Regions from separate parts of the Mus musculus genome. Here region 1 is linked to region 2. The links are chromatin loops, found by intact Hi-C in ENCODE. Cell type or tissue: left cerebral cortex. All regions are shown on one strand.

Region 1 (8,000 bases), 230 kb after region 2:
CTCTAGATTACTTGCCACACCTGACACAGGGTCAGTGCTATGGAAACAGTTGTCACTCTGAGCTCTTCAGGGTCTGATGACACACATAAATAATACAAGTATGTTTGGGACAGGCACAGTTCTTTTTTTCCCCAAATGGTTCATAATTGGTTGAATCTGAGGATATAGAACCCACAGATATGGAGGTTTAATTACATAGACAATCGTCAGCTAGTGAGTTCCCCAGGGACCCGTAACTTCCAGGGTTGGTATACATATATCATACCTGCCCTTCAGGTTGACACTGGCCCCCCTCCCTTAAGCACTGTAATACCGTGGTGTTAGCTGAGTCACCTCCTGACCTGTGTCTTAAGCAGACCTGTTATGCCTACATTTTTGCTGTTAGCGGCCCTGACCTACCATGGTAAGTTCAGCTCTGCTGCTCGGAAATGATTTCAAGATGACAGGAAGGCAGGCAGAGGCTGCTGGGAGAACAGAAAACCCAGAGCCATGACCCCAGTCAAAGCATGTGGAAGGGTCCAGCCCCCACAGGCCTCATAGACAGGATGTGAGTTGTCCAGGCTATATACCCTTCTGAACCCTTGAGTTTCAGGAAGAAAGCAAATAAACTTCGGGAGTAGTTTACCTGGCCCCATATGACCTTCCAGCTTAAGTCTTCTAAGTCCTGTGTATGAGGTCTTCACTAACAAGGTCTTACCTTCAAGGAACATGATTTAAAAAAAAAATAGTGACAAGATAGTGATTGAGAGAAGATACAAAGGCAGCGCTTTCTGCACAGATAGTGTGGAGATGTTGGGTTCTACGTGACTTTTGCTGAAGAGAGGCCTCACCACAGGAAGGGCACAGCTACACAGGGTTACATGAGATCCACCCAGCCTTACTTCATGTCACCCCCATCCTTGCCCAACTGTAGAGAGACTATATTATGTCTATATGGATGTATCACCTGTCAATAATAAATCTGATGGCCTATAGCTAAGGCAGGAAATAGGAGGTGGGACATGTGGGAGGCAGAAAGGATCCTGGGATTGTTCCAGGCAGGAGATTAGCCTGGGAAGATGGGACAAGACAGACACATGGTACCTGAGCACAGGTCAACATCCATGTGACAGAATGTAGATTAAAATAAATGGGCTATAGATTAAAATAAATGGGTTGTTTTAAGTTATGATCTAGTCTAGCTATATGGCTAAGGTATTCGTAACTATATTTTGAGTCTGAATCTTATTTCTGGGAGCATGGGGCTGAGAGGAAGAACACAAAACAGCCTGATGAATTGGTGGACATCAAAATAATGGCCTCAATAAAAATGAACTCCAGCCAGGTGGTGGTGCTGCACGCCTTTTATCCCAGCACTTGGGAGGCAGAGGCAGGCAAATTTCTGAGTTCGAGGTCAGCCTGGTCTACAAAGTGAGTTCCAGGGCAGCCAGGGCTACAATAGCGAAACCCTGTCTCAGAAAAAAAAAAAAAAAAGAAAAAACTCCATCCATTGAGTGTTCAATGCACCTACAGCAGACTCCTATGTGGAAGGAGGTTTGATATAGCCCCATTCCTGAGAGAGTCGTGCAGTGGAGTGGACACACAGGGGTCAGTCATTCTCACTAGAAGAGATACTTGTCCTGCATGGGAATTGCCTTTCGCACCTGCACCACTCCTGCCTGCCAGGTTCAAGATTTCGGATTCTGAGAACTTCTCATTAGTCAGCAGAGAGCTTCACACTATCTTGATTCAAGCCTGTGAAATCATTTGTATCAGACAGGGGCGTGGCAAGTTCAGGACACAGAATTCACCAGCCTTGCCAAGATGCTTAGCAGTGCCCTGACAGGACAGTTGGATAGCCTCTTGGCAATGGGGGTGGAGAAGCAGCTGAGGCAGAGTATTTTGTATCAACTATCTTACAGCTGGTCACAATAGCAAAGACTAAAAGCCGGAGTCGTTGTACAGCATGCAGATCAGGCAGGGGAAGGCAGAAACGATACATAGCTAGTTCCACCTGAGCATCTACAGAAACAAAGACTGGCCCTGTTGACTGGTGCTCTCCTCACTAGATAGGAGTGCTTGTGAGTTGAGCATTAAGGGGGTTGTCTTTCATCCCCATAAATTCGACAACCAGAAAGTGGGCCTCAGAGCACCGAGCCACTTCCTGCTGTCCATGATAAAATCCAGGAGCCACATGTGGACCGTCCAGTCACTGACAAATACTGCCTGTGGAAAGAATCATGCTTGTTCCTGTGATGCTAAGATTCTAATGGTCTCATGCTTAGGTTAGGAACAAGTGTCCAGCAGCAGCTGCCTCAGACACTGAGGGGTTGCCCACCAGTCTGGGATCACCCATCAGCCATCTGCAGGAAAAAAAAGACCCCCCAAGACAAGAGTCCTGCATCTTCAACAATGTCCAGTTCCTCTGAATAAAGTTGCCTTTCTCTCCCCAATGTCTTATCTCTAGAGTGAGCTGGCCTTCTGTGCATGGGGAATTCAGACTTGGGCCTGGTAACATTGTGGGTATATCAAGCCCATGGTTCCCCCCACGCACACTATGCTAGGGTCTATTATTACCTGTTATGTTTTATGGTCTGCCTTGCTATCTTCCTATTTAAATTAGAAGATTAAAAAAAAGATAGAAAGAATATAATAAGGCTTACAGTGGAATACTACCACCTAGACATGGATTAAATGATAAATAATGCATTTCTACTTTGGACAGGGTGTATGAGGTATGGTTGCATCACGGTAGAACATTAAGTGTGAGCTAAGAAGGTGCATGGCCGTGAAGTTAATAGAGCAGACTGTGTAATTTTACATTATTTCTGCCTGTCTCCTGGAATTCCCAGGGCTCTGAGATTGACATTGCAATCACTGAACTTTGACGGCACCAGGTTGTTCTCCATAATGTGGGTCAGCCTTATGCAACCAGCTGAAGGCCTTAACTAAGCCCGGAGATTGGCATCTCTAAGGAGGAGAGAAGTCTCCCACAGACCTTGTCAATGTCATTGAGTCCCTGAATCTCAGATTTTCCCAGCCAGCACTGTCACACGAGCCACTTAAGTCCTCTATGGTGAATTAGTTAATGAAATGCTGTGCTGTTGGCTGTGTTTCTCTGGAGAACTATGGCAAGAACTGACCAGCATCTGAAACAGCTGCACAAACATGTGCCCAGGAACTGGTCCATCTAGCCCAAACCAGCCTGCTCTCCACCCCACCTCTGCAGCTAACATATGCCTTTCCGCACTCCTTGTGAGTTCTGTACTAGCTCGCTGCGCCAGTGGCCTTCCTCTGATCCCCAAAACCCTCCTTCCCATGCCTGTCCATCTCTTCCCACAACCATGCATGGTTTTGTTCCTTTAATAACTCTCAAGCTCTATAAAACTCACAATAGTCCTGCTTTCTTTCCTGTACCGTGACTGATACAGCACCACACGTGTGTGTGCGCACATGTGCACACACACACACACACACACACACACACACACACAAAATGTGCCTATAGAATAAAGACCAATATTGTCAAACAGTTCTTGTTTCTTATCTCACTCGTCCATGTATTGTTCACTGAGGATCTATCCCCGAGTGCTGACTGTGCCCAGGTGCCTAAGAGAACACCAGGAATTGTCACTGGGACCTAGAACCGTGGCCTTTGCCGGTGAGGGGGGGGGGGCATTAAGCTCAATATAAAAACTTTTTGAAGATGAAGGGCACGTAGCACAGAACGTCCATTCCATTCAAGATAGCAAGATAGCCAGTTCACACATCCTACTTACCGTGGACACTGGGGAGCTGGGCTCCAAACTAAATATCCATCAGGTTCTCTTTCATGTCTGCCTATCATATAGTATAATGAATATAACATGACTCCTATATTATCCCTGTGAGATTCTTAGATCCTATATTCTGGGATAGCTATGAATTCTGACAGGGTAATAATAGTCTCAGAATAGTAACAAAAAAGGCATAGCATTGGGGTTTATTGCTTACCATATGCAAAGCAATTTTCATGAGCTGTTTTGTAATCTTCCTGCAATGCTGAAAGCCATAGCTTGCCATCTCTACTGTATGGATAAAACACTGAAATTCAGCGAGTTCTGCCACCTCTCTCAAACCTCTCAGTAACTAACCGTAAGATGCTGACATCTTTGTGGCCTCAGAGACCACGGGTTTGGTATGGTTTGGTTTCTTTTCTGCTATTACACTTTGAGTGGCAGTATTATCATAACACAATTAACAAGATTATTTATTACACAGTTACCTATAATAAAAGCTTAATTTAAAATTTTTCAGATAAGATTTTGAACGTATTTTCCATTGTCCACATGCATGTGGTGTATGTGTGTGTTGCACGTGTGTGTGCACATACACGTGTGTACGTGTAAGCTTCCATGTGGAGTCCCACGGTTGAATACTCCTGCATGCCTCTTCCACCTTACTCAGTGAGGCAGGATCTCTCAAATCAAACTCAGAGTTTGCTGATATTGCTAGTATTGCCAGCCAGCTTGCTGGAATTGGGGGGAGCGTTCCCTCGATCTCCAGCTTACAGGGCTGGAATCACAAGTGATGCCCCACACCCAAGTGGTGTTTCCATGGATTCCAAGAATCCTAACTCTGGTCCTGATGCTTGCAAAGCAAGCAGTTTAACCACTGAGCCATGTCCCCAGCACCTGCACATACATTACTGACTCCATTAACATACGAACTGCAACGTCATCTGTTCGAATCACTCCAGTGTACTTGATATTCTCATTTAATCTTCACACGAGCCCCATATGAGGTGTTAATCTTTTTCTTTTTTTTTTCTTTTTCTTTTCTTTTTTTTTTTTTTTTTTTTTAATAGGAAAATCAGAGAGCCTAGGAAAGAGTCCACGTTGGGAGTGAGACTCTCGCCGATGCCCATGCTCTACCTCCCATGCTCTTGCTCCCTCTCCCACTCTGGCTGGGGGAAAGGATGCTTCCTGCGTTTCACAGAATCTGCTCTTTCTTTCCCTTCTGCGTGCCAACATCATTTGCTGTTGTTTCTCTCTGTCTGCCGTCCTCAGTAAATGGCATCTTGTTTATCTCATGACAGTCTCCGTTTTCAGTCCCACTGAAAGATCTGGAAGGTTCTTTTCGTTGGTAAATTTCCAGAGGAACAGTCAGTGGAAGAAAGAAAACTTATCAGAGTACGGAAGCTGCGAAGGGACAAACTGCTTCTACCCATTGCCGCTCATACGTCAGACATGGCTTCCCCTTTGCTCACTCACACTCTCCCTCCTAACCTGAGGACTCTGCTTCCAACCAAGACTCAGACCCACTGAGGATTTCATTTCGCCCTCAACTGCAGCTGACTCTGGCCATCGGGGATAATTGTTGACAACTAGGTAGACACCCTGTCTCTTCTACAATCAAAGGGAAAGATGGCCGTGACTTTGTGACAGAAACCTGGGGATAAAGTCTGACTCCTATGATTCAGTTCACCACCACCCTCAGCTCCAAAGCAAAAAATAAAATTAAATAAATAAAATAAACTCGAAGGGAAGAGAAGTGGTTTTGAACTCATTACAGGGAAAGAACATATGATTCACGATAAGGAGAAACATCCACAGAAACTCACAGTGGGACTAAACAGCTAACGTTTATGAAAGGCTCCATCTGTGCCTAGAGAGCCATGTGCGCTTTTCAACTGCCCTGCCAGACAGACACGGTCATTTCCATATTTTACAGAGAATGACTGCCAGGAAGAAAGTCTGAGTTTATGAACATTTCCAACTCAAAGGAGCAAGCTTTTCCCATCATACTTTACAGCATTTATGTATAAAATTATGCAAATTTCTCTTCAACTCTCTGAAAATGAAGTTGTATGAAAGATAATAAAATCTTCAAAGGGGGGGGCTTGAGAGCCTGCTGAAGCCTCTACGAACTGCCCCTCTTCTCTCGTGGTTCTTATTCCAAGTACCGCTGGGCTTAAGCCTCAGGAAAACTTGTTTTTGAAACTCAAATCAATAACAAAAGCAAACAAGAAAAAAATTTTTTTCATCTCATCTTTAAAAAAAAAAAACAACTTAGAAATGTTCCAGCCCTACAGTCCCAGAAGCTGAGTCCCATCTCACTTAGTCATGGGAGAAGCCCTGTGCCCTGCTGAGGAAGGGAGAAGCCCTGTGCCCTGCTGAGGAAGGGAGAAGCCCTGTGCCCTGCTGAGGAAGGGAGAAGCCCTGTGCCCTGCTGAGGAAGGGCTTCTTCCTCCCGGTAGTGGGTTTCGGCTCTTCTCACCAAAGATACCGTCCCTTCTCCTCACCCATGGGAGGCAAACCAGGCCAGAGTCTCCTAACCCACCCCAGGTTTTGAGTGAAGTTCAAAAAAAAGAGAACAACTAAGGAAGCTTATCCTGGAGACAATGTGCCACTGTTGTTCCTGATCACTGGCATGCTCTCTCTCCCTCTCTCCCTCTCTCTCTCTCTCTCTCTGTCTCTCTCTGTCTCTCTCTCTCTCTCTCTCTCTCTCTCTCTCTCTCACTCTTGCTTTCTCTTACACTCTCTGGCTCATTCTCTCTCTCGCTCACTCTCGCTCTCATTCCCTTCCTCTCCTTCCTCCCCATCCTCAAGGATCCAGCCTGAACACTCATCCTGTCCATCTGAGGTCATATCACATGGTTGCTGGATCCACTGTGGTTCCGTGGACCCTCCATGAGCACGGCGCAGGGCACAGCGGACTCACTGCATTGCCATAGGTTCGGGTTCTTTTGCATGGAAGAGGAGAGCCGGTGGCTGCTAAGCCGGCTGAGAGCTACCAGTGGCAGAAGTTACCTGTAGGTCAAGGTTTACTGGTAGAGCAAAGAAAAGGATAAAAGAAAGGGGTCATAAAGCTTAGCAGATCAGTGCACCATGTAAAATCAGAGCTGATAGCACATCCAAGGACCCAAAGGTTTACCAGAACTCCAAATTCTGATAAGCAGAAGAGAACTGAGATTGATGGAAACGTCTCCCAAAGCTTGGAGGCAGAGGTGGGTAGCGTTGAAATAGAACCATGTCAGAAACACAATGATTCTTGTTAAGATGTGAAGGGGGGGGGGGCATTGTAACTGATCCCTAAAGATGTAGGGTGTGTGAACACAAATCATGAACATCTTTTGCGTGAACATCTTTCGATCGCATAAATACATCAGTTTCAGTCCTAGAATCTTTCTACACAATATTCTGCTTTGCCTACAGCGCTGTCTGGAAAGCTAAGGATTTCTACATTAATGGGATGGACAAGCTAGCTTAGAAAAACAGTCCTTCAGCGGGAGAGGGGGATGGGGGGGAGGATAAGGGGTGGGGGTGGGAAGTAGGGAATCTAAGCAGAGAGTTAAGGAGCAAAGAAAATGTGTGCGTTTTTGTTTTGTTTTAAGAATAAGAGACTGGTGGTGTCTTAGTTACTTCTCTATTGCTGTGTCAAAACCCTATGACCAAAGCAGCTTATTTAAAAAAGAAAAGAGCATTTAATTGTGTTTACAGTTTCAGAGCATTGGAGTCCATGGCGGCAGAGAAAGGGGAATGGTAGAGAACTCACATCGGGCTCCCCACTGGGGAATCTAGGAATGGCTCAACTCTTTTGAAACCTTAAAGCCCACCCCAAATGACTCACCACCTCTGACCAGGTTACACCTCCTAATCCTTCCCAAACAGTTCCACCAGCTGGGGACCAAGTAGCCAAACACCTGAGCCTGTGGAGGGCTCAAATCATCACAGGTAGTTTGAATGAGATGCCTCCCCCCCCCCATAGTCTCAAGGACAGGAACATGTGCTCCTCGGACGGTGGGGTGGGGTGGGGTGGGGAGGCTTAGGAGGTATGGCTGTGCTGGAACAAGTATGCCACTGGAGGGAGACTTTAAGAGCTCAGCTTTGTTCCCTCTGTGGTTTGCTTGAAGTTCAAGGTATGAGTCGGCAGCATCCAGGGCCTGCCACCATCCTTGCTGTTTGCTGGCACACTTCACCACCATAACAAACTCTAAGGCCAGATAAACCCTTTCTTCTATAAGTTGTATTAGTGGTGGT
Region 2 (8,000 bases):
CTCAAGTGGAGCAAAGGAATCCATCTGTGACAAAATACCTGGCACGCCTCTAAGGACTCTGGGTACAGTCTTTGTGATAATCTTTGCCAAGTCACTGTGAGGTGCTACAGTTGATATCACATTTCGGCTGAGGAGACTGAGGTGAAGTAATTCATAGGCGGTCACACAACCCTTGAATAGAGGGGCAGGAGTAGAACACAGGCAGCCGGAATGACCATACAAATTAGAACAGACCAGTCTGCCAGCATCAGTAAATGGAGAATACAATACGGCTTGAGTCAGGTCACATGAGCTGGTTGCTACTTAGCTATTACAATTCTTTTTATAGCAAACACTATTTCAGAAAGAAGACAAAGACGACTGTAAATCCCTAAGGTTCAGTCTTAGGAACAAATCAGGGACACAAGGAGAGCCGAGATGCTGGCCTCGATCAAAAAGAACAAATTAAAGTGGTAAACTGTAGTGTTAGGGGGAACTAAATTGTCAGCCAAGCATGGTGGCCAAAGGAAGCTAACTTCATCTGTTACTTAACATGATGTTAACTTCATCTGTCTTTGACAGTAGACATTGCTGTTTAACGCCCATGAATGACTCATTTGTCAGTAGCCACAAGGCAAAATGGCCTCACTCCGCTGATGGCAACTTTCAAATCTAGCAGAATGGTAAATGCACTTATGTTTTGAATGCATTACGTTTCAACTTGGAGGTTTGCAGCTAAATGCATACACCAAAGATGTGAGGGCAGGAATTAGAGCAGACAGATTCACAGAGCTCTCTGCTACAGGCTACATGAGGAGGGAAAACCCAGCCCTCACACCCATCTGGAAGAGAGTGGCCATGGTACTCTACGTGGAGCCAACAACCAAATTGAATAAAGGAAGCTCTCCGTGTAATAACAGGGAGTTACATCCAGAATTTTCTCCATGAAAAGGCACACACTGCGTCATCACATTTCACAACATTGTGAGTTTGAAATGAAAACAGCAATCCATAGTTTCCTACGGTTTTTAAAAGAAACAGCAGAACCAGACCGGCAAGTCAAAAACCAGTCGTAAGGACTGAGAACACAGAGACGAAGAGTGTGTCTCATTTTCTGTGTTTATTTTGGAACCATGTAATATTATTTAAAGTTAAAAACATTTTTCAACCTGAAACTAGAAACCCCTGGTCTGTAGAACAGTGATTCACGAAGGTTGGATGAGGCTCAGATACTGGTACCAACATAAGGAACCGGACAGTAAAGCTCAGCACCACACAAAGGCTGGGCACACCTGGGTCCCAGCACTGGGGGAGTGGAGAGCTGGCCAGCCCAGCCTGATCAGACACAGTGAGCTTCTGGTTCAGTTGGAAATGCTGTTTCAAAGGAAGAGAGCAGTTAAGCACTGTTCTCCATAGACCACAAGTCTATCACGTACACGAACTTGCAGATGCTATGGTTTTGTTTAGGTCATGTCAATCACAATTACAACATGGCTGGAGACAGGGTTTATAAAGATCCACCCCCAGCTGGGGAACAATTGATATGCGACAAAGAGGGACAGAGAGTCGGTTTTCCTCAGGGATGAATCCCTGGTCGATTGATTGCCCTACACCCATATACACACACTGGAAGCCTTGACTAACCTCAGAATGTTTAAAACATGAGGATATGAAAGTGGGAGAGCCTTTGGAGCCTATAAGGACTTGAAACAGAGGAGCAAGGAAATACTTATGATCAAAATACATTGTAAACAAATATAAAAGAATAAACATATTCAAAGAATAAACAATATTTTTAAATAAATAAGACGTGTGTGTGTGTGTGTGTGTGTGTGTGTGTGTGTGTGTGTGTGTGTGTGCAGGTGTATGCAGTAATAATTAAAAAGAGGCCGTCAATTTGAGAGGGAGTGAAAGAGGGGCTTGCGAGGGGTTGGGAGAACAGGGAGGGCATGGTGGTGCAACTATCCATCAATAAAAACAGGAATAAAGTAGAGAGTTATAGAAATTGTCTAATATCTTCTCCTGAGATCTGTGTGCCCACATGTGCTGAGAAGTACCTACACACACACATAAATAATAGATAGATAGATAGATAGATAGATAGATAGATAGATAGATAGAGAGAAAGATAGAGAGATAGAGAGATAGAGAGATAGAGAGATAGAGAGATAGAGAGATAAAATAAATGTAAAAATGAACCCTCACCGTTGGGAAGCTTGTCAGGAGAAAGACAGATAAAATGGAGACCAAGTTTGATATGGGAATAAAAATGCCACTCTAAACCCCAGTAATATATATTATATGTGTAATATATTATATATTTATATATTAAATATTTATAAGTCTAATATATTATATAAATATAAGTAATATAATATATAAATTGATATATAAATATATATTTATTTAATACATGATAACCAGAACAAAGATAAATGGTTTGTGAACTATGTGGAAAGAATTTAAGTTTGAAGCTGATGGTGCTAACTTGGGCCACTTGAAGTGACTCTAAAGCACAGGATTTGGCTGTGTCCCTAAAGACAGCACCCTAAAATGAATCTACACACTATTCATAACTGCTCATCATGAAAATGCTTTTGATACTTTGAAACTATCATAGGCTACATTGTAAGATAATGCAAATTAAAACGAAATCCTTGAGCTTAAGATTGAAAAAAAAAAAAACATAGACGTTCCAGTAGGTGAAGTAAAACCTCTTGAATTTGAATTACAATTATCAAGAAAAAGTTCATTGCTTATTTTCCCCTTTTAAAAGAAGTAAGATTTCCTAGCTTTGCCGATTAAATGCCTCTGCACTAACAGCTGAGTAGCTAACTGTCCCATCCCCCAGTCACATGACCTCCTCATGTTGGCTTGTACGGAAAGAAGAGCTTTGCTTGGGGGACAGGAGGGATGGCAGAGTCCCGATCTGAGGCGGAGCAAGCGCCACACAAGCAGGATGCCCTTACACTAAAAGTAGCCCAACCATGGAATCACCGGGATGCCACCCGTGAGAGTTTGAACTTCACCTGATGGGACCAGTGGGGGATGAAACAACGTCAGACAAAATTAATGCCAAGCAGGGGTCAGGTGAACCATGCAAGCAGATGGAGACACACTAGCAGCAACCCAGAAAAATCAGCGAGTTTATCACATACAGCATAAACAGGAAGTAGGTTAGCTAGCTGATATTGGTCGGGGTCTGTGGAAGAAAGCTGTTCAGGGCTGTAGTCAGTCAGAGAGGAAGAGGTAGCAGTACTTTCTGCAGGTGCTGGCTTGAACTAAACAGCTACCGATCATCAATATCTACAGTTGGACCAGGGAAGGTCCTGCCGTTCCCATGACTCTGAGGCATCAAGTCTTTAATATGGCTGTGCTCGTGTCAATAATACACATCCACTCAGGACTCCATCCGCTCCTCAGCCCAGCTCAGAGCAAAACGGCAGACGGCTACCTCGAGCATCCTCACTAGCCAACCTCGGCACAGGCTGAGCGCACGAAGAAAAGAGAGAAACATGGGTTTGGGGAAAAGCGTTTCATTACTGGCTTCTCTGGTTTTGTGTAAGTTTAAATTTTCTGATAATAGATTTTAATAAGAATAATAGCATCACTTTTTTAAAAAAATTTTTGTATGTGAGTACACTGTTACTTCCTTCAGACCCACTAGAAGAGGATGTTGCATCCCATAACAGATGGTTGGAGCCACTGGGAATTGAACTCAGAACCTCTGGAAAAGCAGTCAGTGCTCCTAACTGCTGAGCCATCTCTCCATCCCACAATAGCATTAGTTACTTGGCTTGATGTCAAGAACCCTTAAGGCTGGAGAGATGCTCAGTGGTTGAGAACGTATACTGCTGTTATAGGGAACCCAAGTTCAGTCCCAAGCACTTTGGGCAGTTCATAGTGGCTTGAAACTCCAGCTCTAAAAGATCTGGTGCCCTCTTCTGGCTTCAATGGAAACTGCACTGATATGTAGGTACAAACCTATTCTCAGACACATACATATACACTTAATTAAAAGTAAAAATAAAATATTTTCACACACAAAAAATAATGCTTGAGTGCCTTGGGTTAAATCTCTTCTCCTTGCCCTTGGCATTTTGACTTCCTATGTGTTTGTTACCACTCATACCTGTAAAATAATAGAGGGAAATTTCCCTGCTTTGGTGTTTTTATGCTATGTGAATAATTAGAATCTGACGGTACTGAGGATTTTTATTATTTTATTAAAAATATTTAAATTGAGACAGATATAAATTAGAGGGTAAACTTTTTAAAATTAGAGAGCTATACACTTATGACTTACAAAATAAAATGACCAAACATTAGTAAAAAACATTTGTTTATAGTATGGGCACAAAAAGATGAAGTCAGTACTTCATGATCAAGTTTTATGCATCCACACCCTCTTACTTGAAGACTAAGTCAAAGTAGAGGTTATGTCACATGGGAATAAACAATTAAATCATTGTTCCGAAGAATAGGCTGATTTGTGTAGACTGAAATACTGAAATCAGCAGCTTCCTGCTGAATGAAAGATTATATCCCCTTAATCTGTATCGCTACCACTAATGAGGAATGGACCTTGTAAGATGTTTGTAAAAGCTTCACAGTGCTCATTTTGCAACAACTTTATTTGCACATATATGAACAAAGGTTCATCTGATAAACAGCCCTTCCTTCGGTGTTATTCCACTCTTTAACTTGTAAAAGTCATCTTGCATGTTTTCAGTTCAGTCAGTAAAGCACTTGCCACTTAAGGATTAAAGACTTGAAGGTCCACAACACACACACAAACCAAAACAAACAAGCAAACAAACAAAAAACACTTGTCATGGTTTGGGAAAGCAGAGACTGGTTGATCCCTGGAGCTCACTGGTTATTTAATGCTGCCAGGACAGTGGTATCTGTACTTAGTGACAGATCCTCTCCCAGACACTCAAGTGGAAAGCAATAGACAAAGGCATTGCTGGCCTCTGGCTTACATATGCATGTGTACCTGCACACACATCCATGTATATGCACACGTGCACATGTACCTGCACACACATCCATGTATATGCACACGTGCACATGTACCTGCACACACATCCATGTATATACACACAAGTGCACGTGTACCTGCACACACATCCATGTATACACACACGTGTGCACATGTACCTGCACACACATCCATCTATCTACACACGTGCATGTGTGCCCACACACACATCCATGTATAACACATGCATGTGCACACACACACACACACAAACACATGCACAAGCAGATTCATATATACACAGCACACAGTTCAGTGGGCATAGCAATGTGACATTGTAATTAAAAAAGCAATCGTTTTAGCTTTTTAATAGTTCCCAGAATCAGTGTCTCACCTGTTTCTCAATGGGAAAGCTGATTAAGCAACGGGCACCATGACAATATGCTGCAATTTTACAGAGTTTACATAACACGCTTCGTGTCATTCATGCTCCTTCAAACTGTTATTTAGGGAATGCAGTGTCTTGTGCTCTCGTTTTCTTTCAGCATGATATAAAACTTGTAAAGCATTCTGATACCTAAAGCACACAAAGGCTCAACACAGAAATGCTTCCGTTTGAAAGGCATGTTCACATTCGAGCTATCAACTGTTCAAACAGGAACCAAACTGTGTGGCCTCGAAATCACTGGACAAGAAAAGGAAACCTTTCCTCCTTTTCGCTTTTTGGTAAAGAAATAGCAAATACGGATTTGGAAAATGATTAGAAATCATTCTTTTTTTTGCAGTATCAAATTGGCTGGTAATTATTCCCAACTTCATCTTCACTCTCGTTCTGTGATTTCTCATGTCAATCTCAGTAAAGTGTTAGCATCTCTACTGTTTTTCCCTGTCCATTCTCCCCTAGATTTCTCATCACTGCTGAAGTTTGAACTTCATTGTCTGATAAATCCTTCAGTAATCTGACCCAGGAAACTTTCCCACGCACAACACACACACACACACACACACACACACACACACACACACACACACACTTCTGTTATGTGCAACAGGCAAGTGAGATTGTTACTGACGTCGTCTCCTACTCTGAAATTCTTCTGACCCCACTTAGCAGAATTCCGTGTTCTCTTGAACAAGCTCTGCTTTTGAGATCCAGGTAAGCATCGCCACTCTCAAGACAGTAGCTGGAAGCCATTGGAAGAGATTTGCCTGCCTACCTCTGGCTTCCGCCAGTGGATCTGTGAACCAGGGCTCTAACAAGGGTGCTCCTTATGCCTTTTCTTGCCCCTAATTATATCATGAACTCTTTAAAGCAATGCTTGCAGGCATTTTTCCTTTGATTTCCTGCTGTGGGTTCGTCAACTTCCAATAAAGTGTTATGCAACTAGAAAGAGGCAGATCCCTCCTTCAGAGGAGAAAAACATCTACCTCTGAGTTACTGGTGGCTGCTTGGATGAACTAGCTGAGGCATGTGGATGAGCCTTGAAAAGCTGACAGAGACTGTCAACCTTACCTGGGAACAGGGATAATAGGGTGTGTTGTACCTGAAAGCAGCCAAGGGATGCTAGTGTGACCGGTGCCTTGACAGAGGAGAGCTAAGAGGCACGGGAGCACATGGATGTGGAGTGGCCAGGAAGAGGATGAAACACTGGCAATTTGTCAGAATTCTGCAAGAGTGGAAATAAGATCCAGGGACCCCCAGCCTTGAAGAGGATCTAATGAGACCAGTGGCCACTAAGAGAAAAGTCCCTCTTCTTTGGATATATGGCAAGTGGCAGAATGTCCTTGCCCCAGTGAATGGCCCAACACTTACATACAGTATTGATTGGACTTAGGGGGTTGTTATTGTCAAAAAAAAATGTAGAAAGGTAGAAAGGGTATAGGAATAGAATGCATAACGAAGTGTTAGAGAAATTAAATCATGGAGAGACGTGATTAAAATACATTGAGTAAATACATAAAGTTATTTTCAAAGAATGAATAAAAATATTATTAAATAAAAAGTGCAAGGATGGGAGTATGGTTCAATAGCAGGACACTTCAAAGCATATGCAGTGCCCTGGCTTCAGTCCCTGGTGTCGTGTTTTATAAAAAGCCAATTATATGTTTTGTAGGACATGGTATGGTGAGGTGGGAGGGGTGTTTCCGTGGGCCCATGCTGTGGCACCCCTTCCCTGTGAGGTACCAGCCATACAATGAATATACTATAGAATAGAGTTTATTTAGGGGATGCGTAGAGGAGTTGACAAAGGAGTAGAGACAGAGAAAGACAGAATGGGGAGAGAGACAGAGACAGACAGACAGACAGACAGACAGAGAGGGGGGAAGGGGGAAGGGAGGGGGACGGGCAAGGCAAGGTGAGGCTGAGGCCAGCCAGGAACACATAGAGAAGGGGGAAGGGGAAGGGGAGAAAGAGAAGAAGGGGTTAGGGTCAGAAAAGAGGCAGAGAGAGAGAGGCCAAATAGCCCCTTTTATAGCAAGCCAGGCCTACCCTGCTGTTGCTAGGTAACCATTGGGCAGAACATAGAAGGAATACTAACACATAGCATCACCCAGAAAATAAGTCTAAAAATGTTCAGGGGATAGCACAAAAAGGATGCAAGAAGATTATAAGAGCCAGAGACCATGTCAGCTTCGAGACTGTGTCGTGTAGATGTCACATTGTTGCTGCAGAAATCTCACCAACAATGGATGCCTAAGTAAGACCTCAATGAAGACAACACCAGCTGTCATGACAACGTGGATGAGAGATGCCTCACTGGGTCCCATCCCAAGATGAAGAGCTACAGGCAGTTAACAACTGCGGCGAGGAGGATCCTTAGTTATCCAAAGGAAAGAGCCTCATAATGGGTTATCCAGCGCCAAGTCGGCAGCCCACAAAACACATACGTGTAAGCCACACTACATTGATTGTATATATATATATATATATATATATATATATATATATATATATATATATATACATTGTTGTATGTATGTGGTTAGATATGTATTTGTGTGTGTAAAAGAATAATATTAAACGGGGAGAATGGCC

What was found. A loop is a pair of places that touch in the nucleus more often than their neighbours do. Peaks named below come from ENCODE experiments on the same cell type or tissue, not always from the same donor. Only the 100,000 strongest peaks of a DNase experiment are listed, where the experiment ranks them.
Region 1: a loop joins it to region 2, with 2.5 times the contacts of the local background. A loop is called at or near these places in 24 of 42 quality-filtered maps.

Annotation. Positions count from the first base shown.
Region 1 is chr16:89,751,942-89,759,941 of GRCm38, forward strand. No RefSeq gene overlaps it. Among named protein-coding and RNA genes, the nearest start is that of Gm35500, 37 kb to the left of the region's middle. In left cerebral cortex, no CTCF peak of the experiment used is centred here; DNase peaks (open chromatin) are centred at 4,620 and 5,646.
Region 2 is chr16:89,521,155-89,529,154 of GRCm38, forward strand. No RefSeq gene overlaps it. Among named protein-coding and RNA genes, the nearest start is that of Krtap7-1, 17 kb to the left of the region's middle. In left cerebral cortex, a CTCF peak has its summit at 3,934 (motif pointing left); DNase peaks (open chromatin) are centred at 3,923 and 7,602.